5 separate regions of the Mus musculus genome follow, and all the other regions are linked to region 1. Evidence: chromatin loops called from intact Hi-C (ENCODE). Cell type or tissue: heart. All regions are shown on one strand.

Region 1 (5,000 bases):
TGTCTTAAATTGTCCAGGCCAGAATTCTTTTAAAAAAGATTTATGTTTATGAGTGCTCTATCTACATGTAAACCTGCACACCAGAAGAGGACATCTAAAGTCATTACAGATGGCTGTAATCCACTATGAGAGACTCGAACTCAGGACCTCTGGAAGAGTAGCTGGTGCTTTTAACCGCTGATCCATTGAGCCCGAGGCCAGAATTTTTTATGACATATTTCACAATCTGAATGACTTCAGTTTAGCCAAGTATAATGGTGCTTGTCTATAGTCCCAGCCAGCACGTGGGGCAGGACATAGGTCAGCTCCCAAGAACTAACCCTGATGGATACCTATACCCACTGAACGTTCCTTCCTTACCGTCCTTCTACCCCATCTCTCCTTTGTCTACTCAGAACCACAGCCTTCTGTGTCTCATTTCTTTGCTACCATGTTTTAAAAACTTGTTCACGTTATAACACGTGACAGTACTTCAAGCCTCCCCCCCCCCTTCTTTTGGAGTCAGGGTCTATGTAGTTGAGGCTAGCTTACACTGGTCCTTCTGTCTCGCTTCCCAAGTGCTCATGTGTGTGTCAGCACACCTTGCTTAGCATGCTGGATATTTTTCCCTCCAAGTAAACCACACTATCAAGTAATAGCCGCTTGAGTTGTTTCTTCCCCTTACTATTGTAGATAGCACTGCCCTGAATGTTCACACATGTGTTTTGCTTGAGCACACAGATTCGATTCCAGCTGGTTTTGGACAGCAGTTTTGCCTTCTCATCTTCAACTTTAAAACAATTCCTTTTAATTCTATGTGCATGTGTGGCTGTGTGCATGAGTACAGGTACCAGAGGAGGCCAGCAGGGGGTGCTTGATCCCCCTGGAGCTAGAGTTACAGGCAGCTATGAACCGCCTGACATGGGTACCAGGAGCTGAACTCACATCCTCTGCAAGAACAGTGTTTGCTGTTAACCACTGAACCCTCTCTCCAGCGGCCACCTCCAACCCTTCATGCCTGTAATGCAGTGGTCCCAACTTGTCATTTTTGTCACAAACACTGAAGATAAAAAGAACTTACACCAGGCATGGTGGCGCACGCCTTTAATCCCAGGACTCAGGAGGCAGAGGCAGGTGGATTTCTGAGTTCGAGGCCAGCCTGGTCTACAGAATGAGTTCCAGGACAGCCTGGGCTACACAGAGAAACCCTGTCTAGAATAACCAAAAAACAAACAAACAAAAAAAACCCTTATTTTTGACATTACCTTGGTTTTTCATTTTTAAGGATAACAACACTGCCTGGGGACATGAAAGACAGAAGCCATGGGAACAGGTCTCTGACACCAAAAAGTCCAGAGCTCTAAGGGCCCAGCAGCAGGCGAGACTGAAAATGTAAAGCAGAGCACATCCCTGAGGCCCAGTTGGCCTCGCTTCTGCCTGGAGGCTCCTTCCTGGGTTCTCTTCTCGGCTTCCTCTATCACTCAAGATTCAGTTCAGTTCCCTTCTAGTGGACAGGACTATGCTAGTCACCTATCGCTTCGTTCTCTTAACGCTCTCCTCCCATCTCGATCGGAAACCGTACTGTCATTTCCTGTGCTTTCCACTAAGATGTGTATTTCTAAGAATAAGGACTGTGTTCTAGTGCATTTCTCAAGCCCCCATGTCTGGAATGAACACAACTCTAGGCTTCTTAGAGAGCTGACACTGATGGGTTTCGAGTCAGGGCGGGTTGAAGCAGGGTGGTGCATCAAAAGCCCAGCACAGAATCCCTACCCAGGGGCATACATCTGTAACCACAGGATGGTTGAACACTGAAGTAGAAAGGAGATTATGGCTAATGGAAGGTAGTAGTGGTGTTCTGTACATGTGTTTACGTGTGTGGGTGCCATGGGATGATTGAGGTCAGAGGATAATTTGTGGGAGTCTGTTCTTTCCCCTGACCACGTAGGTCCAGAGGATTGAACTCTGGCCACCAGGCTTGGTGGAAGCTTGCTGAGCCATCTCACGGGCCCTTCAATGGCTTTAAGACAAGGTCATTAAGTTTCCTAGATTGGCCTTGAACTTTTGACCTTTCTGTCTCTCCCTCCCCAGTGTGACACTATGACTGGCTGAAATTCTGTATTCACTGAAAAAAGAATCTGCTAAGAGCGCATCATGCCCCAGACACCATTCTAAATGGACACAGCAGTGACCAACACTGGGCCTCTCTGATGGAGCCTTCTAGTGATGGTCGGAAAGAGCCATGAGGAAATAGTTTTCTTTTTTAAGTTGGAGATCACTGAAAGGCGAGGCATGTAACAAGATTCCTGGACAAAACACCAGGAGGCGCCCTTTGTCTTTTAAGAGAACAGTCAGAATGAGGAACTGAGAACACAGAAGGGGACTCTAAAGGCGCCTGTGTTGAGGGGTTGGACAGGGCTGTTTTGGAAAGGGTTGCTGTTAGGACCCCCCCTATACCTGTTAAGACACCTGTTCACTCATGGGAACGCAACTCATCTGGTATGCTGTGTAGAGAGTCAGAAAAATACATCAGGTACTTCAGGGCATTGGTGGCACACGCCTTCAAACCCAGCACTAGGGAGAGTGGCAGAGGCAGGCAGATCTCTCTGAGTTCGAGGCCCGTCTGCTCTACAGAGCTAGTTCCAGGACAGCCAAAGTTACAAAGAAAAGCCCTGTTTAAAAAAAAAAACAAAAACAAAAACAAAAAAATAAAAATCATATCAGGTACTTCATAAACATGTCATCGTCTATGAAATATGAATGAGAAGCTGAAAACGGCAAGGAGTGCCCTCACGGGTACCAACAGGTCAATCTGGGCAACTGAGAAAGCGAGGGGACAAGAGAAGTTAACATTTAACCTAAGACAGAGCCACGAGAAGTAACCTATTCCAAAGATGGCAAAGAATGTTCCAGTCACAAGGAACGGCCACTGCGGATGGACTAACAGCTGTGAGCTAGGGGCAGTCAGAGAGAAGGCTTGTGTTGCCTGGAGACGATTGGAAAAGGGGGCAAATGACTAGGAAATGAGATGGAATAAGGGTCGTTCCTTGCTTGCTACTATATTAAGTAGAATCTCATGGTGCTGCCTGGTGGCCTGTGGGGTTAAGGGGGGGAGGGAGATGACACCCTCAGGGCAGATCCTTAAAGATGGAGAAGCAGGGAGCTGGTGAGAAGGCTCAGTGGTTAAGAGTGCCAACTGCTCTTCTGAAGGTCCTGAGTTCAAATCCCAGCAACCAAACAGTGGCTCACAACCATCCGTAACAAAATCTGATGCCCTCTTCTGAAGTGTCTGAAGACAGCTACAGTGTACTTACATATAATAAATAAATCTTTAAAAAAAAAAGATGGAGAAGCAGCAACTGACTAAACCCATGGTGCAAAATGTCCTTTTTATTCACACTTGGACTGTGGTATTACTAGGTTGCTATATAGGTTGGATGGATGACTAATAAGATGCTTAATTTTTTTTAATTAAAAAAAAATACAAACTTGAATGGGTTACACGTGTGTGGGGGGGGGGGTTCCTAACAGCAACCCTTTCCAAAACAGCCCTGTCCAACCCCTCAACACAGGCGCCTTTAGAGTCCCCTTCTGCGTTCTCAGTTCCTCATTCTGACACAATAAGAAAATGACCAAGTCTCTCCGCGCTAAGCCCAATAGAGGAACTAAGAAGATTCTGGTAACTAGAGACATGCACGAAGAACTGAGTCCAGAGGCCACTGCACTCAGCCTGCAACATTTCCACCGTCCATTTGCTCAGTCTTCGAAACCAATTTTTGTTTTAAAATAAATAAAATTGCTGAGGGTAGTGTAGTTTCTTACATGCCTTGACCGGGTTTTGTTCATTTCGTACTCCACTCCCCCAAGATGCTCTCTACAGGTGGGAGCCCTGCAATCTTTTTAACCCTTGCACTTTGTAGGGGGGCCGTGTGCGGTCTGAACCCGGTTTGCACATGGCCAAGAACGCTACAATCCATCCTCCGAGGAGCAGACTGGCATGCTAACCCAGTTCTCTCGGCCATCTCCACCCCATCCGAGAGCCTAGGAGCGTAGACCTCGCCCCGCCCTCCGGTCTTCCACTTGTGACTCGTGGATTGGATCTTTCCTATCATTGTCTTTTTCCCCAGTTGATAAAGGAAAAGGGACACTTGGTTCCCTTTGACTGCGCTTTGGTAGCTTTTTGTAAAAAAACAGATGTAGCGAGTACCGGGGTTGCAAGGATGCCGGGTGGTCAGGGTGCGCCCCTGCTCTGTCGACACTGGGCCTATAGGATGGTGGGGCGTGTAGGGATGGTCCCCAAGGACTGCCTGCTGCTGCCACCCCTCCGGGCCCAACGTCCCCGTGGGCTCGCGCTGCCACGGGCGTCTATCTGCACCTGCGCACGATCCCCGTCGCCCGCCGCCCTCATTACCTTGTAGAAAGTGACTGTGTCCAAGGGAAGGGCACCCTTCGTGTGTAGGCCGCTGCCGCCGTGCGGAGCAAAGAGGAGCAGCAGGCCCAGGAGCACGGACAGCAGTGGGGAGAGAGAAGCAGCGCCAGACACCCCGGCGGCGGCGGCCATCACGCCGGATGGTGGGAGCGGGAGAGACAGGCAAGCTACAGGCGGAGCGCTCCGAGTGGGCGGTCACGTCACGGGGAGGGCCGTCCTGCCGGCGGCGCGCATGAACGCAAGCGGCCACCGCCAGAGCGAGATGCTCCGGCCGCCTCCGGGGTGGAAGGGAGGGGCCGCGGAGGGGCGGGGCAGAGAGAGGGAGCGGCTGCGCATGCGTCGTAGGCGGAGCGGCGAGCGGGCGGGGTCGCGGGACGGGACGGGCCTGCCGCGCACGCGCACGCGCACGCGCACGCGCACTTGGCGACACTCGGCTAGGCCGTGTTCCGCTGCGTTCTCGCGGGAGGCGCCGCTTCGACCCTTCCCCTCGTTGCCCTCTCTCTCGCCTCGGAAGAAGACGTGGCGGCGTCCCTTCCTTCCCTGCGCTGGGCGGTCCTGCGGTCTCAAGAGACCCGCCGCCTCCCTCGGTTAG
Region 2 (5,000 bases), 140 kb after region 1:
TGTGCTTCTTTCAGAAGCCACACTCAGGGATCCATTCTGAGGGAAGCTGAAGTCGCAGAAAGTATCTTCCACCTAAGAAGTTTACCTAACCTGTGGTCACACTTGGGACAGAAGGCGAGAGGACTCCAGAAAGATGAGCCAAACCTCGTTCAGCTTGCTTCGGTTAGGCAAGAAGGTGAGGACATTCAGATGGGGCCACGAAGCTTAAAAAAAAACATACCTACTGGGATGCTTGGGCCCTGCAGGTGCCCTTGTTAGCAAGCCCAGAGTCTAGGGAAGCCACCTCAAGGCCACACTGGCTGCTCCTTGGGGCAAATGGCCCTAGTGACAGCCATAGAGATTATGCAGGAACACACAGAACCCAGAGCCACTGCTTCCAAGTCCTGCTATCCCTGGCAGCAGGGTTTGCAATGATGCCACACTTTTAACACCCCGAGGTTTCTAGTGTTCCCTCCACGAGCTGCCTGGCTTAGGGCAGAGAGCTTGTGTTCTCCAAAAAAAAGCTTTAAAAGCTGAGAAAGATAAGCAGTGTTCCGGAGACAGAGTGTTTAGGGACCCGAGTGGCAGGTAGCCAGCATGCTGTCTCCCACACAAACTTATAAAAGCAAAGAACAGAGCAAGGCCACTCGCATTAACAGTGCTCTTGTGATGTGTGCAATAGGTCAGTGCCATGAAACTTCGGTAATGAACGTGCACTATCCTTGTGATGTCGAAAAAGGCAGCAATGGGGGAGGGGAGTCACTCTAACACCCCCCACCCCCACCCACGGATCACTCACAACTGAATCAAGCCAGAGCACGCATTGGACCTGATACTTTGTGCCCTGCCTCCTGATGAACCAGAGGAACAAAGCTATTGATCAGGTGCTTCCTCTTGCAGTCAATTCCGGCTCTTTTTGAAGTTCAGCTCCTTCAAGCCTGACTGATTGCTTCAGCATCAGCTGCCAGTTAAAAAACCAGCAGCTACTGAAATTTACAGCTTGTATTATGCAAAAGATGGGTTGTTTGTTTGTTTGTTTGTTTGTTTTCCCTTGGATTGACTCCTTGTAGCACTCCTCATGGGCATTTTCAAACAGGTCCTGCGCATGTGTAAATGGCTGCCAGGTCCTGGAAGTACATACTGCAGAAAGCAAGAGGCTAAGGCTACAACACCGGTGGTCAGCAGTCCATCTGGAGGATGTCCACGTTCAACATGAGATCCGACCACTGCTCCTACCCAGAGTTGCAAGAGACCATGGAATGTTTTGGCTAAGGGCTTACTTTTGGAATCCCAGACAAGAACCCAGACTTCACCTTAACTTGGCTCTTTAGGAACCTGACCAGACCTCAGTCTCTTGAGCTGTGTAGTGGGGATAGTTATAGCATCAAACTCCCAGTTCTAAAGCTTATGGGTTAAAGACTGAATTGTTTAGGACGCTGCCCTGCACAAAGGTTGGGGGAGGGGACTTTTGGGGAACCCGGACTGCAGCTCACACCAAGTGCCAAGTGCACGAGGCCCTGTAGTATCAAGAGACATGGGATCACTGTCGCCCAGCACTGGGAAGCCTGGGGCAGGAGAATTACAAGTTCAAGGCCAGCCTGGACAACTTAGTGAGATCCTGTTTCAAAGAAAAAGTAGAGAGAAAGCTGAAGACCGGAGGTGGTAGCTGCGTGTCTGGCCTGCACAAATCCAAAGTGGGGTGGGAGTGGCTGACGGAAGAACACAGAATTCCGGGCCAGCCTTGGCTACAAAATGAGATCTTCTTTCAAAATAACACATCAAGATATCAGCCCTGACTGCTTTCCCATTTTACAGAAGAGGGCAGCCAAGTCCCACTTGTTGCACAAACAAAAAGAATACTTCACAACCACGTTCTTTCATGTGATTCCAGACTTTACCAAAACTCAAAAAGCTAAGACAACATTCCAAAGTCCCGGTTGGGTAAGAGCGGCCACAGAGGGGTCCTGACCCAGCTTTTGCTTCTGAACTCTGGCTCAGGTCTGCGTGAATCGGGTAGGGGTGTATGGGAGGTCTCGCAGAGAGGAGCTGGGACGGCTGGGCCTTCCTGGGTGAACCCGGACCGCGCGGGGAAGGAGCAGGCTGCATCGATGCGGGGTAAAGAGGCCCAGGACTGTCCCAGGCCGAGAGGCGACACACTGCGGCCACATGGGCAAGGGAAGACGCGCGCAAAGATCGCTGGGCGCGGAGGGGAAACTGAGGCCGCGTCGCCCGCTCCGTCCCGCCCTAGGGCCCGAGGAGGCGAAGTGAGTCTCACCTGGTTGCAGAAGACCTCAGGCTGATGGTTGGGGGCTGGCACCGCGCTGGTGGCGGCGGCGGACAACAGGCGGCTCAGGCGCGGTCCGCGGCGGACAGTGGTGAGTGCGGCGCGCAGCATGCTGAACTGAGCGGAGCTTAACTGACCCGAACTGAACTGAAATGGGCGAGCCGAGCCGAACGGAGCCGAGAGAAGCCTTGCCGATCGGAGGGCGACTGCAGCGTTGAAGAACAAGTCCTCGCCTCCGCCCCCTGCAGCCGCCAATGGGAGGCGGAGACACGGGGGCGTGGTCAGGGAGTCCCAGCCCCTCACGGCCTAAGGGGCGCGACCCCTGGCTCCCAAAGCCAAGTCAGAGATGGAGTTTGCAGAACCCTGAGAAAGCCTAGCCAGAGTGGTGTGCGCTCCTAGCAGGGTGGCTGGCGCCTAAGGCTCACATCTGTGCAGATATGGCGGCGAAGAGAATTCATGAATGCGGTTATTCCATGAACAGCCTGGGACTGGGCACTTGAGGTGCAGGACGTCATTGGCTAGAAAGAGACGTGGACGCCTGGTCACTTGTGTGCCTTTCAACCAGGTGAACGCATCACTAGGCTAAGGAGATGGTGAGAATCTTGGCAGGGGCTTCTGGGTAGTGCAAAGAGAAGTGTTTTGAAACCCAGGAGCCCCAAACTGGGTGGAGCCCTTGGAAGCTGAGGCCCAGCCTGTTTCTGAAGCACCCAGAAGGAGGAGACTGCTGTGTATGAGCATCGCCCTGCTTTGGTGACTCGAAGGATATTGTCACCCGCGCTGTAATAGCCAGTGACCAGACAAGGTGTCTGGGCGCGTTTCCTCGTGTGCCTCTCATTTTAGCACCGGACAGCTGAAGTTGTTCCGGACTCCGCACCGTTAGCACAAAACATGAGGAAAAAAGCATTTAAGGACCTCACAGGCTGGTCACATGACCCACCGTAGGTGCAAAGGAATCTGGGAAACTGAGAACGCTGTTGGGAGAAATTAAAAAGGAGCCACTGAGCAGACTTCCAGATTCCCCCCGGGGGTCTGCACATACAGAAATCCAAAAGATATGCTCGAATTTCATATCTCCCTGGAGACTGTGCAGCTCTGTATTAGTCAATCAGGTCAGAATGAAAGCTTGGCTCAGAGAGACACACAGGACCCCTTTGTTTTCAGAATTAAAAAAGAAAAACAGCAGAAAAATGGGTCTGGGTCTTTAATCTCAGCATTCAGGAAGTATTTATTTTATGTTTATGAGTACACTGTAGCTGTACTGATGGTTGTGAGCGATCATGTGGTTGCTGGGAATTTGAATTCAGGACTTCTGCTTGCTTGCTCAGGTCGGCCCCGCTGGCTTCAGTCTAAAGATTTATTTATTATATATCTAAGAACACTGTAGCTTTCTTCAGACACACAGAGGATGTCAGATCTCATTACTGATGGTTGTGAGCCACCATGTGGTTGCTGAGATTTGAACTCAGGACCTTTTGAAAAGCAGTCAGTGCTCTTAACCTCTGAGCCATTTCTCCAGCCCTAGCATTCAGGAAGTAGAAGCAAGCAAATCTCTAGAAAGCTCGAGGCCAGCCTGGTGGTCTACATATGAGTTCCGGCTAGCCATCAATATATACATACATACATATATATATGTATATATATATATCCCTTCAAAAGTTTCACCTGCAGGGGCCCTCTGGGTGTGTTTGCTTGTTCTGCGTGGCAATTCGCCCTTGTGCAGAAGTAAACCATTTTGCCTTGCCAAATGTGGATCGTGAATCTCCACACCCATTTCCTGCAGGAAGGTGTCCCCATTCACTGTTTGTAAAAGGGCTACTTGCTGTCTCATTGACTACAGGCCCATTACCATTTAAAGAATTTTCTATGGGTGACATTTAGGTGGCTTCCAATCTTGGGGGACTACAAATAATGCCCCGGTTTGTAGAGCCACTAAGTCATGGGACATTTCCTAATTAAATACTGATAGTGCTATATACAGGCTCCTCCTCCATTTATGATTGGGTGTGGCCTTTAACTCTTCTCAGGTTGGAAGTATCACAAATCAAGAATGTGTTGAAAGTCTACTTTCGGGCTGAAGAGATGGCTCAGCTGTTAAGAGCACCGACTGCTTTTCCAGGGGTCCCCAGTTCAATTTTCAGCAACTACATGGTGGCTCAGAACCATCTGATGCCCTCTTCTGGTGTGCCTGAAGACAACGGCAGTGCACTCATATACATAAAATTAAAAAAAAAAAAACCTAAAACAAACAAAAAAAGACTTTTAAGAAAGTCTACTTTCTCGTGGTACCTGCCCTGTAACATCAGCATTCAGGAAGTGGAGTCAGGAGGATCAGGAGTTGAAGGTCAACCTGAGCTACATAAAGAGTTCTAGGCTAGTCTGGGCTACAGGAGACTCTATTTCAAACAAACAAATTACTTCCACACCCCTACCACAGAACACAGCTTATCTATTGTCACTGCCGTGCTGTAAATCCTACTTATCAAAAGTCAGTAAAAAGACTGGGTAGGATGGGACCCCAGTGTCGGACAGTGCCACCGCCCTATGGGAATCCATCCTGTTGCGTGCCAAGAGAAGCACAGGGAAGAAGAAGATAGTGCAGGTTGCTCAAAGTCACGTGTCCTTCCCCACTGGGTACCAGGACAGTTCCTGATGGACACAGGATGGTCGGATCTGAAGAAGCCAGGGGTGATCATCAGATCCTTCCCTTGTATCTTCTGAAGCCATGGTGTTCTCTCTC
Region 3 (5,000 bases), 52 kb before region 1:
GCTCAGCAGTTATGAGCTGTTTGCTCTGCCATAGGACCAGAGTTTGGTCCCCAGTGCTCACGCTGTGGTTTGAAATGTGCTGTGACTCAAGTCCAGGGATCTGACACACTCTTGTAGCCTCTGATAGCTGCAGGCACATATGTGGTGCACAGGCGTCCATGTAAGGGAGTGCCTGTACACATAAAAAGAATAGGGCAGGAGCGGGCTCCAGGGGTGTGAGCTTTGGATAAGCAAGCATGATGTCTTGGCTTCTGATCCTGAGCACACATGGGAAAGGCTGGGCTTGCCTTACTGTAGCTTCAAATGGAGGACGGCAGAAACTTGCTGGCTGCCAGCTCAGCTGAAAAAATAGCCAGCTCCACGTTCAGTTGAGAGACCCTCTCTCAGGTGAATGGGATGAGGACTGACAGAGAAGGACAAACAGCCACCTTCTCTCGCCTCTTCAGGTACTCATTACCCCCACACATGTATGCATACATACAAAAATACTGAAAACATTCTGTGTACTGCCTGGGTCTATGTAGTTAAAAATTCTGAGCCTAGGCAAGTCCTCTGGGTGTGTGCTGATTCAGGCGTGTGTATGTGTGTATGTGTGTCATTTTGAATGTAAACTTTAATTTAAAACATGTGTATAAGCATTTTGTCTGCATGTACAACTAACTGTGCAGCACCTGTATCCAGTGCCCAGAGGCCAGAAGAGGGCCTCAGATTCCCTGCAACTAAAGTTACCGACAGTTGTGGTGCTGGGAACTGAACCTTGGTTTGTTTTCCTTCCATTTTTCCTTCCTTCCTCTTCCTCCTCTTTTTCAAGACAGGGTTTCTCTGTGTAGCCCTGGCTGTCCTGGAACTCACTCTGTAGACCAGGCTGGCCTCAAACTCAGAAATCCACCTGCCTCTGCCTCCCAAGTGCTTGGACTAAAGGCGTGCGCCACCATGCCCTGGCAGCTTTCACATTTTTACAGTGGATTACAACCTTTCTGAAGCTGCAACCTTTTAACACAGGGCCTCATGTTGTGGTGACCCCTACCCCCAACCATGAAATTATTTCATTGCTACTTCATAACTGTAACTTTGCTCATGTTACCAATTGTAAACATCTGAAATAGAATGAATGAGGGTCACGAACCACAGGTTGAGAACCACTGTGGTAGACAGAGAGACCCTCCACACTTTGGGTATTGGAGTGCCCACACACATATATACAGAAACACACATGAAATAACCAATGGTAAGCTTTTAAAACTTGTAAGGGACACATTCAAACAGTTATACATCTGTACAGGGTACTATGTATTGCCCCATACTTGTATACATTGTGTAATGTTTAAATCCCTAAGCTAAATCAGCTCAAACATGTACCATTTCTTCTCCCTCTCTTTTGAGACAGGGTCTTCCTATGTAGCTAGCCCAGTCTGGCCCTTACTAGCCTCTTGTCTTAGCCCCTTCAGTGCGGTAGTTACGGATATACACCTTACATACCGCTAAAGCTACAAGATTCACTGGTCTGTGAAAGTGTTACAAACGCCAAATCCAGTTACATGCAGCTGGAGAAGAGGAGCCATGAACTGAGGGAAAAATTGTTGGGGCAAGGAGGAATGCCAGCCAAATAGGGCAAGCAACCACTTGGTGGGAGAACCTTTTTATTTTTATTTCTATCCATTTCTTTATAGGGACAGGGTCTCTACATAGCCTTGGCTGTCCTGGAACTCATTATGTAGACCAGGCTAACCTCGAACTCAAGGAGATCCGCCTGCCTCTGCCTCCCGAGTGCTGGGGATACCTTTAGCTCCTTGTCATTATCGCCGCCCAAATAGCACTCATAACTCTGGGCCGTGCGAATTGTAAATCTGTACAAAGAAAGCTCATTATACCGTCTAGTGCCGTGGGAATGTTAAAAGCAACCTACTTAAAGAGCTTGCACTAGTGTCTAGCCACGCACAGCACTGAGTTCAGGGAACGGGTGGAGGAGGGCTCGCAGGCTTTTTCTACAGTTTCACTGTTGGGCAAGCACGCTCCCAGGGCTCCCACTCAACAAGTTCCAGGTTGCTTCACCATCAAGGGCCAAAACCAACTGGTTCTTCTAGCTGTTACAGTCAGTGAGATTAAACCGCACTCTCTCTCCACGCCTTCAACCACAACAACCGCCCCTGGGGTCCCGATGACTCCGCAGGCAAAAAAAAAAAAAAAAAAAAAAAAAATCAAACCACAGCGCCAATTAAAGGAGAGGCGAGCCACCCTTTCTACGCAGGCGCACTCCGCCGTACCTCCCCTCCACTATCGCGATAGGTCGGCGAGCTCGACGCTGGCCCTTTAACGGCCCCTTCCCGGGGGCCTGCTCAGCGCTTGCGCACTGAGGTTCTGCGCTTGTCATCATGGCGACGCGGGGCCATGTGCAGGACCCTAACGACCGGCGCCTCCGGCCCATTTACGGTGAGTACCCCGGAGTCGGTCTGTTAGCCACCGCGGCGAGACAAAGCGTGCCCCGGTTCGGGCGAAGGCCAGGGAGGGTCGCTGGGGTCGCGCGCGGGGTGGGGCGGCGAGGGGGCGGACCGCGCGGGGCGCTAGGCCGCAGCCTCGCCCTCGCTTAGGCGCGGACCCCGGCGTCGCTGGACCCGGAGGCGACAAGACAACGGTGGGTGCGCGCCGCTGTCAACTCTGTGCGGATCGCGCCGCCGCTTGGAGACCAGCGCTCCCGGCAGGTTGTTTTATTCCAGCCGCTCCCGAGGAACCCCCGCGCGGTCTTTTCTTGCAGGTGACAAGCGGCTCAGGCGCGACGGTGGGAGCGCTCGCCTCCGGAAGGGAGATACCCCAGTGATGATTGCTCTGGGTACCAGGATGAGGATCCGGGGAGGGCTGTCTTACAGAATGTAGTCTAAGTGCACGTGGGGAAACTGAGACCCGGAGAAGGGAAGGGGCTGATGCAAGGTCACTGAGACCCGAGTCCCATCCTGATGCAGGAACAGCTGTTCTGGGCACACGTGGGAGGCGGGGGGGAGGGGGTCGCGGGCCCCGAATAGCGGGCAAGAGATGGCAGGAGCTGGTGTTGCCGGAGCGGCCGGCCAGGCTGCTGGAATGGAAGGTTTTTTGTTTTTTTTAACCTTTCAGCACCGTGTCTGAGGTTTATTCTCTGCCTCTTGACTTCCTCGTGCTTTTGCTTGCGTTGAACCCTCCTCACGGCGCGCATCCCAAACCCCGCAGGCTTTCAAGATGTGTCTTTATCGTCATCTTCCCACCGTAATAGAATAAAAAGAATCACCAAACTGAGTCAGAGAGAAAACACTTTGCAGTGACTGAGATGTTCTGTTATTGGAAGCGGTGCCTTATTTATTTATTTATTTATTTTATTTAATTTTGCCATGTCTCGCTCGCCTCGTTGATGGTTGTATGGTCTTGTCTCAGGTAATGATGAGGAAGGAAGCTTTATCAAGGTCAGTGCTTTTTTTTTTTTTTTTTTTTTGGCTACAGCAGACCTCACGTTTTCAGTGTGGCTATGGGTTTTGGGCTCTTTCGTTTTTAGGGGTTTTCCTCTCCCCTTGGCAGAATGGGTGCTTGTGTCTCTAGCAAATTGGTACATATGTGGGTTCTTGCTTGCCAGTTTGATGTCTGTGCACCACGTGCATTCCTGGTGCTTGAAGAGGGGCATCAGGATGTCCTGGATCTGTAGTTACAGACTGTTGTAAGCCAGGGTGTAGGTGCTGGGTCTGGAACAAGACCTCTCTATGTAGCCCTCGACTGCGTGGAACTCATAGAAATCACCAGCTTTCTGCCTTCCGAGTGCTGGGATTAAAGGTGCCACCAAACCCAGCTGCTCATTCCTTCCTTTTTTTTGAGACAGGGTTTCTCTGTGTAGCCCTGGCTGTCCTGGAACTCACCTTGTAGACCAGGCTGGCCTCGCTGGCCTCGAACTCAGACATCTGCCCGCCTCTGCTTCCCAAGTGCTGGGATTAAAGGCAGGCACTACCACTGCCCAGTACTCTTTTCTTTTTTTAAGTAACAGGTCTTGAACTCCTTAGGTGGACCAGCTGGACTCAAGCTTTCAGCTCCCCTGCCTGTGGCTCCCAACTGTTGGGATTACAGTCACGTGGCCCTATGCCCAGCAATCATACTTTCATATATGTGTGTGATGAAATTCTTTTTTTATTCCATTTGATGAAGAAATGTTTTTTGGGCGTGTGTGTGTGGTGGAGTGTGGTCACATGAATGACACTGTGAGCCTGTGGAGTTCAGAGGACACCATGCTAGAGGGAGTTGGTTCTTCCCTATCATAAAGGTCCTGGGCTATCGTAAACGTTATCAGGAATGGTGGTAAGTACCCTCACCTGATGAGCCATCTCTACAGCCCTTGGTGCTCTGTTGTGTGATGGCTTACCTTCCCATCACTTGTTTCTAGCAGTAATGGCCCTGTGGGTAATCATAATGAGTTTAGAAAACTTAATCCAGTCTGTGCCCTTGAGCTTTCAACACACACACACACACACACACACACACACACTCCCCGTAGACAGCTGGAGCAGGAATCCTATTGCTCTTATGTGATTTATCTAGCTCAGATACATCCTGGACTTGGGATTTGAACTCCAGGCTCGGTGTCTTAACCACTGTGTTAGAAGTTGCGTCATGTTGATTCTTCTAAGATTGCAGGGGTGGGGCCTATCGGGAAGAGGACTCAGATTTCCCCATGGCTGCACATCCTGCCTTTGCAGTCCCCGTGTGGACCAGGCTTGTCTCTGACTTTCCACTGTCCTGCTTCTGGGTAATAGAAAGTAAAACCTAAGTTAAGGGTTCATGGTTTGTGAATCACATCCTTACACAGACAAGGAATGTTGACTTCTCCTTTTTCTGAAAAGTCTTTTATAAAAAGACTAAACCCTTTTTTTTAAAGAATAATTAGATTTATAACATTGTTCTTGAAGACCAAGGGGAACGTTATTGGTCTTATATTCAGTTATGTTTTGAATTGCTCAATAAAAAGTACCATTTCACATTGCCAAACATCAGGA
Region 4 (5,000 bases), 150 kb after region 1:
GACAGCTAACTGGGGTTGAGGGTCTGAGGTAGGCAATGCAGTGCTCACTACAGATGACACACCAATAGAGAATGTCCTGCAGAGGCTGATGGCTGATTACAGCTACAGTGATTCTGGAGAGCTGGGAATGGTACAGGCTCAGAGCCTTGAATCTTGGGCTGTCACTCACAGGACCTCAGTAACCATTTATTGCCCACTTCTGTCATGACAGCAAACCTTGTGACCGAGGGAAATCCGTCTGGAATGTGAAGATCGCTACCTTCCACCAACCCAAGAGCTGAGAAGGTTATCAGACAGTGCCAGAGACAGACAGCAGAGATGTCCCACGCACTCCGGTCAAGTCTGCTTGACAGGCTGAGAAGTCTGTAAGCACTCACGAGGAAAAGAGTTTCAAGGAAACTCACCTCCTGGAGCTTTGGCGTTCTCATTTACCCATATACTCATACCCTATCCCCGTGTTAGTCTGGTGTATGGAACTATGAGCTCTTTTTTAGTATTTTATTATAAATGCCTTTTAAGATTAAATTCTGATATAGTTAAGTCTCCCCAGTGTTCCAAGTTCCCAGAAGCCGACTAACTTGGATTCCGGCCCGGCCAGAATGCAAAAAGAAGTTATCTATTCAGTAACTAATTAAGCATTACAAAAGATGGAGCCAGTAGCTCAGAGCTGGTCTGCAGAGGATTTACTAAGGACAGTAGCAAATCTCACCCAAACAAGGGAATACCATGAAAGAGCCAGGGAATCCCACCGAGATAGAAATCTTCAGTACGGGCTGCATTGCATATTAGAAGCAAGTTGGTGAATTCTCCTGACAAATGGATTCTCCAGTTACTTAAAAGTTACACTCATATAAGAATTTAGCAGCCGGGCGTGGTGGCACACGCCTTTAATCCCTGCACTCGGGAGGCAGAGGCAGGTGGATTTCTGAGTTCGAGGCCAGCCTGGTCTACAGAGTGAGTTCCAGGACAGCCAGGGCTACACAGAGAAACCCTGTCTCAAAAAACAAACAAACAAACAAACAAACAAAAACAACAAAAAAGAATTTAGCAAGGCCTAGGAAATAGGGGGGTTGTGATACTGCATTATTCATGAGGCCTGCCAAGAGCCCCTGGTGCTTGCCTTCACAAGGTTCAAAGGTATAGCACTAGAGTGTGAAATCCTTGCCTGTCACTAAGCTGACCCTAGGCAGGACTGCTTTATCTTTACTGTAAACATTTACCTGGCTCCTGTAAATCCTTTTGAAGTCATTCCTTTGTTTTGTGTCAGGTAACTTCAATGTACCTTGCCTGCTGTGACGTCTGACCCCTTGTATTTTCTGTACTATATAAGATTGCTGTTCACTTTGTGAGAATACATTCAGATTCTACACAATCTCCTGTGTTGGTCTGTCTGTCACCCACCGACGCCTTGCTCACCTGCCCCAGAGACTCGTTCCACACAGACAAAGGGACCCAGAGGGTCTGCAGCAGAGATGTCTCTGCCTCGTTTGCTTGAAGCACCATCAACACAACTCAAAGTGTTCTATGACTTTCTCCTTTGTTGCTATACAAACTGCATGAAGGTGGGCGTGGCAGCACAGATGCTTAATCCCAAAGGTGGACCTCTATGAGGTCTATGCTGTGTGTTTGTGTGTGTGTCTATGTGTGTGTGTGTAAGAAAGAGATTCATAGTTAGATCGTGCCTTTCAAGAAAACAGAGCCAGGCAGTTGTGGCACATACCTTTCATCCTAGTGCTTGAGAGGCAGAGGCAGAGGCAGAGGCAGGGGGAATCTCTGTGAGTTTGAGGCCAGGCTGATTTACAAAGCAAGTTAGTTCCAGGACAGCCCAGTTCTTCTTCCACCCCTTTAATGAAGCCTTGGACTTGAAAATAGGAGAGACAGCCAGACACAGCTTCTGGCCAAGACCGCTCCCAGGGAGGCAGGAAGGAAGGACTGAGGGAACTCCACCAAGGTGCACATCGCCACCTGCTGGTGACTGCAAGCCTCACAGTCTGGAGTTCCAAGGGCAACAAGAGTCAAAAGCATTCGTGTTTTATTTATCTATCTCTAGGATATTAATTTTACAAAAATAATATATCTTGTGAGTGACTGTCAACTTTAATTCAAAATACAGGAAAAAATACCCAGTATCCCACCACCTACCTGATGATAGCATTTGCTTACTTCAAATAATTTTCAAAAGCTTCCAGGAGACCTGCTAAGACCTCACCTAAAGCTCACCACAAGAGGACTTAAGCCTTTGTTGGATGTTATTAAGGGAAATGCAAATTCACTGGTGAAAAACAAAAGCCTTTGCAGAAAGTAGAGGAAGCTTCTGTAATCAATTGTTATCAATTATAATCAATGGTAATCAAATATTAGCTGCATATTCTAGTTATTGTTACTCAATGTGCCCACAGCAATTCTTTGACAAAAGAGAATATTAATGTAGAATCATCTTTATTCATCTCCAAGTAACGTTTGGTTTTTTTTTTGTTTTTGTTTTGTTTTTTGGTGCACCACCACACCTGGCCCAAGTAAAGTTTTAACATCCTATTATGACGCTGTTGTGGTGTTAAAAAGGAATTGTAGGATAAAAACATGAAGGTTTTTTTTTTTTTTTAAAGTCTTAAAAACCTGCCTGTTCCTTGTTTTGAAGAGCAATTAAATTGGTTATTGCAGCCGGGTCTGGTGGCGCACACCTTTCACACCTTTGATCTAAGCACTCAGGAGGCAGAGGCAGGCGGATTTCTGAGTTCGAGGCCAGCCTGGTCTACAGAGTGAGTTCCAGGACAGCCAGGGCTACACAGAGAAACCCTGTCTCGAAAAACCAAAATAAAAAAAAAAAAAAAAAAAAAAAAGGAACTCCTCCTAGATTGCCTGGACAGGACCTCTTGAGGTGATGCTGTCCCGGATTTATATCCCAGGCAGATTATAAGCCTTATACAAGTATAAGCCTTATACAAGAACGATTGGCCACTTAACCTCCTTCTTTACATCATCAAAATAGTAATGGTGTGAGATAATGTGGTATTTTTGGAAAATTTGCATATCAAACTGTAAAGACTTGTTCTCAATGTCCTCAGTTTCTACCTGTTCCACACAATGGTGTTAATTCTAGAGGAATTAACTTATACTTAATCAATTATTGCAAATGGATATTCATATTTCTGATTTAAAAAAATAACATATGCACATATGACTATTGATACCTTTTCAGGCTTTCTAGTTGCTACTGCTCTGACAAGAGAAGCAAGGATAAATGTAACTAGTAATTTCCTATGTTAATTTTTTTTATGCTTTTTTTTTTTTGTTGTTGTTTTTTGTTTTTTTCAAGACAGGGTTCCTCTGTGTAGCCCTGGCTGTCCTGGAACTCACTCTGTAGACCAGGCTGGCCCTGGTTTCTCAGAGAGCTTCCTGTATTCTTTGATTTACACGCAGGGTTTACTCATCACCAGAATAAGTTTCCACCAAATTGTGTGCTGCTTATAGAAGCCTAAGACAAACTGTGAGCGAAGACTCCTGAAGTTTGAACCCACACCAGCTTGGTCACCCCTGACTGACCCTCCTGCAGATCCTCACTCTGCTGCCATGGTAGTAGCAGAGTCCCTAGCCTTTAAGGGGCTCATGGCCAATGACTTCTATTTGAGACAGTGTCATACTCTAGTCTGAAAGTTTCAGCAATCCTCCTGCCTCAGCTCACGAGTGCTAGAATTAAAGGCATAAGATACCATGCCTGGACATATTGACCAAGGAAGCTGTTATGCACAGGGTCAGTTGCTGTGACCCCAGGGGCACAAACAGGCCATGCATGATCTAACCTTCAGATGTGCTGGGAACAAATGGTTCCTGGCTGCCACAATCCTCTGGGGTTGAGAACCTTGCCCTCAGCCACCATAAAACCTGCTCTTGGCTTCTGGCCACCTAGACAGAGAGGTGCCCATCCCACTCTGGAAGCCAGCTGAAGCCATGTAAAGTACATGCAAAACAGAGATGCAGATTCCAGGCATGGACACTGCCCTGTGAGCTCTGTTCTCAGAGGAGACCAGTGGTTGGAATTCCTCAGCCAGCAACAGTGGGTTTGAGTCAATGTGGGTACAGGGGGGCTTACCCGTGTCTTCATGAGTGCCAGGGCCCTCTCTGAATACCCAATCAACCTCATGGAGTTATGAATCCGGGCACGCCCCAGCCTGCCCTGAGCGATCTCAAAGGCTCTGCCAGGGCCCAGAATTATGTTTTCCTTAGGCACACGCACGTCCTTGAACTGTACTTCAGCAAAGCCACCTGAAACATCAATATGCAGTTTCTTTGGATATCTGTATACCTTGCTTTGGTTAGGGCTATCTACAGGCACTGGCCTTAGGCTTCTAACTGGGTCACAGCTAAGGAGGGACAGTGGACCGAGAAATATAGAAAGGGAGTTGATGTCTACAGTAAAAACAAGTTATTTTATTTGTTTACTTGTTTGTTTGTTTCTCCCTTTTATTTTTCTTTCTTTTTTTTCTTTTTGGAGACAGGGTTTCTCTGTGTAGTTGAACTCAGAGACCTACCTAAATCTGCCTCCCAAGTTCTGGTATTAAAGGCATGTGCCATCACTACTTGTATATGATGTCAGCATATAGGCATGTTACATTAGGGAAAATCTGAAGAGAACTTTCAAGAGTCAGGTCTCTTCTACCATGTAGGTCCTGAGGATAGAACTCAGGGTGCCCAGCTTGCAGCAAGCATTTTTATCTACTGAGCCATGTCACTGGCCACAAATTATTGACTGATTTATTTTTACTTGTATTATGTGTTGGTTGTGTGTGTTTTGTGTGTGTGTGTGTGTGTGTGTGTGTGTGTGCATATGCCCAAGCATGCGCGAGGAGCTCAGAGGACAACCAGCAGAGCCAGCTAGTTTTCTCTACCATGTGGGTCCCAAGGAATCAGGCTTGGTGGACATACCCACTGAGCCATCTCACTGGGCTTGTGGCTAAAATAGGATGCAGGACAAAAGCCTTAGATGAGAAATGGTGCATCAG
Region 5 (5,000 bases), 250 kb before region 1:
CTGCCTGAGTTTCCAACACTCAGGGGCTGAAGCAGAAAGAATGCTGAGTTTGAGGCCAGTCTGGGAGATTTAGCAAACATCAATCTAGCTAAGGCTATAAAACAAGATGCTGCTGGGCGGTGGTGGCACACACCTTTAATCCCAGCTCTCAGGAGGCAGAGGCAGGCAGATTTCTGAGTTCGAGGCCAGCCTGGTCTACAGAGTGAGTTCCAGGACAGCCAGGGCTATTACAGAGAAACCCTGTCTCAAAAATCAAAAACAAAAAAAACCAAAAAAAAAAAAAAAAAAAAAAACAAGATGCTGTCTCAAACAATAAAAAGTAGGGGGTGGAGAGATGGCTTCAGGTTAAAGTCCTTGCCATCTTTGATAGATATTCTTGCTTGTCAACTCGACCACATCTGGAACTAACTAAAACCCAAAGATGGCAGAACACACCTGTGAGGGATTTTTGCGTAGTTAGATCATTTGAAGTGGGAAGATCCATCTCGGATCCAGATCTTTGAGGTGAGAAGACTCACTTCTAGTCTGGACCACACCTCCTGTCTGTGGCTTATATAAAGGGCATGGAAGAAGGAAGCTCTTGCTCTGCCTGCTTGCTCTCATCTTGTTGGCAAGCCCATTCCTTCACTGGTATTCGGAGCCTACTTCTTAAGGATTTTAGAATACACCGAAGACCAGCTGAGACATCCAGCTTCATGGATGGAACAACTACCGTGTTCTTGAACCTAAATTTAATGCATAGGCATCAATTGCTAGATTATTAGCTTGACCACGGCTTGTAAATCATTCTAATAAATCCCCATTGGATGGATGGATAGATGGATAGATAGATTCATCCTATAAATTCTGTTAATCTAGAGAGCTCTGACTGATACATTTCCCTTTTAGAAGATCTGGATTTAGTTCCCAGAATCCACATGGTGATCCACAACTGTCTGTAACTCCAGTTGCAGGAACACAATACTATCTAGTGGTTTCCTTGGGCTTCTACACACATGTAGTATCTACCTATATGTATTTGTATGTGTATATGATGTATATGTTATTTCTATATATCTATATCCATCTGTATCTATATACATACTCATATCTATCTGTATATCCATATATACCTATCTGCCTATTATCTATCTACCAACTGTCTATTCATCTGTCTCTATGTACCTACCTATTATATGTTTATTCATCTATCTATTCACCTCTCTCTCTTTCTCCCTCTCCCCCTCTATGTATCTATCTATCCATAAGCATACACACTCAAGCATACACCCACGAAAATAAATAAGTGAATCTAAAGACAAACAAACAACAAAAACCATGGACCAACAAGATAGTTTGGTTCAGCAGATAGAGGAGGGGCTTGCTGCCAAGTCTGATGGTCAGAGTTCAATCCCCGGAGACTCAGAGTGGGAGGAGAGAGTCAACTTCCTGTAAGTGTCCTCCGACCTCCACAAATGCTCTGCTTTACACACACACACACACACACCTGTACAATATACAAAATGAAACATAACACATTTGAAGAGTCAAAAAAAAGCCAGTTGCTTTCTCTTATTTTTAACTCCTACACCCCCTTATAAAATTATTATTATTATTATGACTATTATTATTATTGGTTTTTTGAGACAGGGTTTCTCTGTTTAGCCCTGGCTGTCCTGACACTCACTCTGTAGACCAGGCTGGCCTTGAACTCAGAAATCCACCTGCCTCTGCCTCCCAAGTGCTGGGATTAAAGGCTTGCGCCACCATGCCCGGCTATTTTTTTTAAAGAATTATTTTATTTAATTATATGAGTAAACTGCTACTCCCTTGAGACACTCCAGAAGAGAGCATTAGTTCTCACTACAGATGGTTATGAGCCATCATGTGGTTGTTGGGAATTGAACTCAGGACCTCTGGAAGAGCAGCCAGTGCTCTTAACCCCTAAGCCATCTCTTCAACCCAGATTATTTATTTCAAAAAATATATTGTATTTTATATCAAAAGAGAGACCCGGGTTCCCTGGAGCTGGAAGTAAAGATGGCTGTGAGCAGTCATGTTGGTCCTGGGAACCAAACCTGGGTCCTCTGTAAGAGCAGTCAGTGGTCTTAATTGCTGAGCCACCTGTCCATCCCCCACTTCCCATTATCTGCAAGTTAAGTGTAATTCCTATGCCAGCCCCCAGCCCCCACCAGTGTTACCTGGGCTGGAACCCAGAATTTGAGAGCTTCGTACAGCCCCAGCTCATTTCCTTTCCTTAGATTTATTTATTTATTTATTTATTTAATCTGGGCTACGCCTTTCATCTGGGATTAAAGGTGTGGTGGAACACACCTTTAATCTGGGCTACACCTTCTGCTGGAGACAATATAAGGACATTGGAAGAAGGGAGTCTAGCTCTTGCTCTTGCTTATTTATTTATTTATTTATTTATTTATTTATTTATTTATTTATTTATTTATGGTTTTTCCAGACAGGGTTTCTCTGTGTAGCCCTGGCTGTCCTAGAATTCACTCTGTAGACCAGGCTGCCTCTGCCTCCAGAGTGCTGGGATTAAAGGCATGTGCCACCTCGCCCGGCAGGATTTTTTACTTTATTTATTGTTGTTATTGTTATTGTTGTTGTTGCTATTATTATTATTATTATTTGAGACAGTTACACAAATGATAAAATAGATAAATACTAGAAAAAATAAAAGTAAAAGCAGGTACTTACTGGGTGTGGTAGTTCACATGTTCAATCCCAGCATTTGGGAGGCAGGCGCAGGAGGATCTCTGGAAGTTTGAGGCCAGCCTGGTCCATACAGAGTGCTCTGAGACAGCCAGAGCTGAACAGTGAGACCCTGTTTCAAAAAAGTTAGAAGCAGGAAGTTAATATTTTTTACCTTATGGTCATGAATTCTGCAATACCACATCCAAACACAAGAGGGGGATCAGTTATGCATTTACTTCAGTATCAGATCATTTAACAAGCCGACCAGGTGAGTGAAAGACTCTGACATGGTCAGGCTTTTTTTTATTGTTGTTTTTTTTTTTTTCTCTTTTTCGAGACAGGGTTTCTTTGTGTAGTCCTGACTGTCCTGGAACTCACTCTATAGACCAGCCTAGCATTGAACTCAGAAATCTGCCTGCCTCTGCCTCCCAAGTGCTGGGATAGCAACAAAGGCCAAGAAGTACTTTCCTCTGGAAACACACACACAAACACACACTAACTAGTAGCTAAATAATAGAATAATTAACTTTTTTTTTTTTTTTTTGGCTTTTCGAGACAGGGTTTCTCTGTGTAGTCCTGGCTGTCCTAGAACTCGCTCTGTAGACCAGGCTGGCCTCGAACTCAGAAATCCGCCTGCCTCTGCCTCCCAAGTGCTGGGATTAAAGGTGTGCGCCACCACGCCCGGCTTAAATTTCTTCTTAAGACTCTGCTTGGACAGTAAATGTCATAAAATTCAACAATTGATAATAAGACTTGAGATGGGCATGGTACAGCATGCCTTTGATCTTAGTACTTGACAGGCAGAAGCTTTGTTCAAGTTCAGCCTGGTCTATAGATGCTGTCTTGACAAAGCAGTTAGGAGCACTGACTGTCCTTCCAGAGGTCCTGAGTTCAATTCCCAGCAACCACATGATGGCTCACAATTATTTATAACAGGATCTGATGCCCTCTTCTGGCCTGTAGGTATATATGCAGATAGAGCACTCATACATTAAATAAATATTTCAAAAAGAAAAACCAGAAGGGCTGGGGAAGAGAGAGAGAATCGGATTGTACTCTGAGGTCTTCACAGTGCTCTGTTTTCTGTGGTCTTCAGTGTCATGAGGTCTTTAGAGGCAGCCCACCACTCCCTCTTTCACCTTTAACCACAGCCAGAGAAAGGGAAGAGATTCCTGGAGACTCAACCATGAAGATGGGGTTTAGAGCCGAATTGAAGGGCCACAGACATGGCTCAGTGGGTCAGGTGCTTGCTACAAAGTTCTGAGTTCCATTCATGGGACCCACACTGTGGGACAACAAAAGTGGTTGTAAGTTGTCCTCAGACCTCCACCCACACAGCACACACACCCACACACACACACACACATATAGAAAGTCAAGAGAGGGTGGGTGGCTATGGGGGACTTTTGGTATAGCATTGCAAATGTAAATGAGCGAAATACCTAATAAAAAATGGAAAAAAAAAAAAAAGAAAAAAAAAAAGAAGATAAAAAAAAAAAAAAGAAAGTCAAGAGAAAAGCTCCTACCACTAGCAACAGGCAACAGACAAGTAGAAGACAATAGAAATCATGTGTATACGTCGTTCTAAGCACTATGAGGTAGAGGATAATTGTTATATGCGGGGCCTGTGATGACCTAAGTCCTCTTAAGATGACTGATCTCTAGGCCTCATGTGGTAGAGAGAGCCGGCGTCCCCAAGTTGTCCACTGACTTCCATCTGTATGCTGGGGCATGCATCCACTCCCCACTCCCACATGCTCACATAAGCATACACATAAAATAAAATGTAATAAAAAGTAAGGCACTGTCAGGTATACAGTGTCATTTTTCAAAGGATAGTAGCTTATTTAAAAATGTAATGAACAAAAAAGTTTTATTTTAAATCTTATTTATTTTTTCCTATTTAATTTGTTTATTTTGTTTTGGGGGCAGGGTTTGCTTGCATAGCCTTGGCTCTCCTAGAACTAGCTTTGTAGTTCAGGCTGGCCTCAAACTCACAGAGATCTACCAGCCTCTGCCTTCCTAGTGCTGGGATTGAAGGGGTGTGCCACCACTGTCAGACTTTTTTTTTTTAAAGATTTATTTATTTATTTATTATTTATGTATTTGGTTTTCAAAACAGGGTTTCTCTGCATAGCCCTGGCAAGATTTATTTATCTTATGTATATGAGTACACTACACTGTAGCTGTCTTCAGACACACCAGAAGAGGGTATGGGATCCCATTACAGATGGTTATGAGCCATCATGTGGTTGCTGGAAATTGAACTCAAAAAACTCTGGAAGAGCAGCCAGTTCTCTTAACCACTG

What was found. Hi-C counts contacts between places; a loop is a spot of excess contacts. Peaks named below come from ENCODE experiments on the same cell type or tissue, not always from the same donor. Only the 100,000 strongest peaks of a DNase experiment are listed, where the experiment ranks them.
Region 2: a loop joins it to region 1, with 2.5 times the contacts of the local background. A loop is called at or near these places in 5 of 42 quality-filtered maps.
Region 3: it touches region 1 in a loop (3-fold over the local background); 3 of 42 quality-filtered maps call a loop at or near these places.
Region 4: it touches region 1 in a loop (3.0-fold over the local background); 5 of 42 quality-filtered maps call a loop at or near these places.
Region 5: it touches region 1 in a loop (11-fold over the local background); 2 of 42 quality-filtered maps call a loop at or near these places.

The regions. Positions count from the first base shown.
Region 1 is chr5:121,447,801-121,452,800 of GRCm38, forward strand. Erp29 (endoplasmic reticulum protein 29) reads right to left here and starts at 4,674. Exons shown (of 3, transcript NM_026129.2): 1 at 4,391-4,674. The coding sequence starts at 4,540. It also overlaps a transcript of Tmem116 not described here. In heart, CTCF peaks have their summits at 842 (motif pointing right), 2,296 (motif pointing right), 4,486 and 4,693; DNase peaks (open chromatin) are centred at 3,641, 4,051 and 4,701; H3K4me3 peaks cover 1,631 bases; H3K27ac peaks cover 1,527 bases.
Region 2 is chr5:121,591,108-121,596,107 of GRCm38, forward strand. It overlaps Aldh2 (aldehyde dehydrogenase 2, mitochondrial), which reads right to left and starts at 2,717. Exons shown (of 13, transcript NM_009656.4): 1 at 2,255-2,717. The coding sequence starts at 2,374. In heart, CTCF peaks have their summits at 2,452, 2,651 and 2,978; DNase peaks (open chromatin) are centred at 424, 1,214, 1,404, 2,514 and 1 weaker place; H3K4me3 peaks cover 2,070 bases; H3K27ac peaks cover 1,716 bases; H3K27me3 peaks cover 537 bases.
Region 3 is chr5:121,395,633-121,400,632 of GRCm38, forward strand. Naa25 (N(alpha)-acetyltransferase 25, NatB auxiliary subunit) reads left to right here and starts at 2,363. Exons shown (of 24, transcript NM_172722.4): 1 at 2,363-2,430. The coding sequence starts at 2,373. In heart, no CTCF peak of the experiment used is centred here; DNase peaks (open chromatin) are centred at 1,699, 2,319 and 2,949; H3K4me3 peaks cover 2,489 bases; H3K27ac peaks cover 1,930 bases.
Region 4 is chr5:121,600,164-121,605,163 of GRCm38, forward strand. It overlaps Acad12 (acyl-Coenzyme A dehydrogenase family, member 12), which reads right to left. Exons shown (of 11, transcript NM_178799.3): 8 at 4,091-4,263. Among named protein-coding and RNA genes, the nearest start is that of Aldh2, 8.8 kb to the left of the region's middle. In heart, a CTCF peak has its summit at 1,973 (motif pointing left); DNase peaks (open chromatin) are centred at 1,558 and 1,928; H3K27ac peaks cover 354 bases.
Region 5 is chr5:121,199,037-121,204,036 of GRCm38, forward strand. No RefSeq gene overlaps it. Among named protein-coding and RNA genes, the nearest start is that of Rpl6, 3.0 kb to the right of the region's middle. In heart, a CTCF peak has its summit at 2,903; no DNase peak of the experiment used is centred here; H3K27ac peaks cover 113 bases.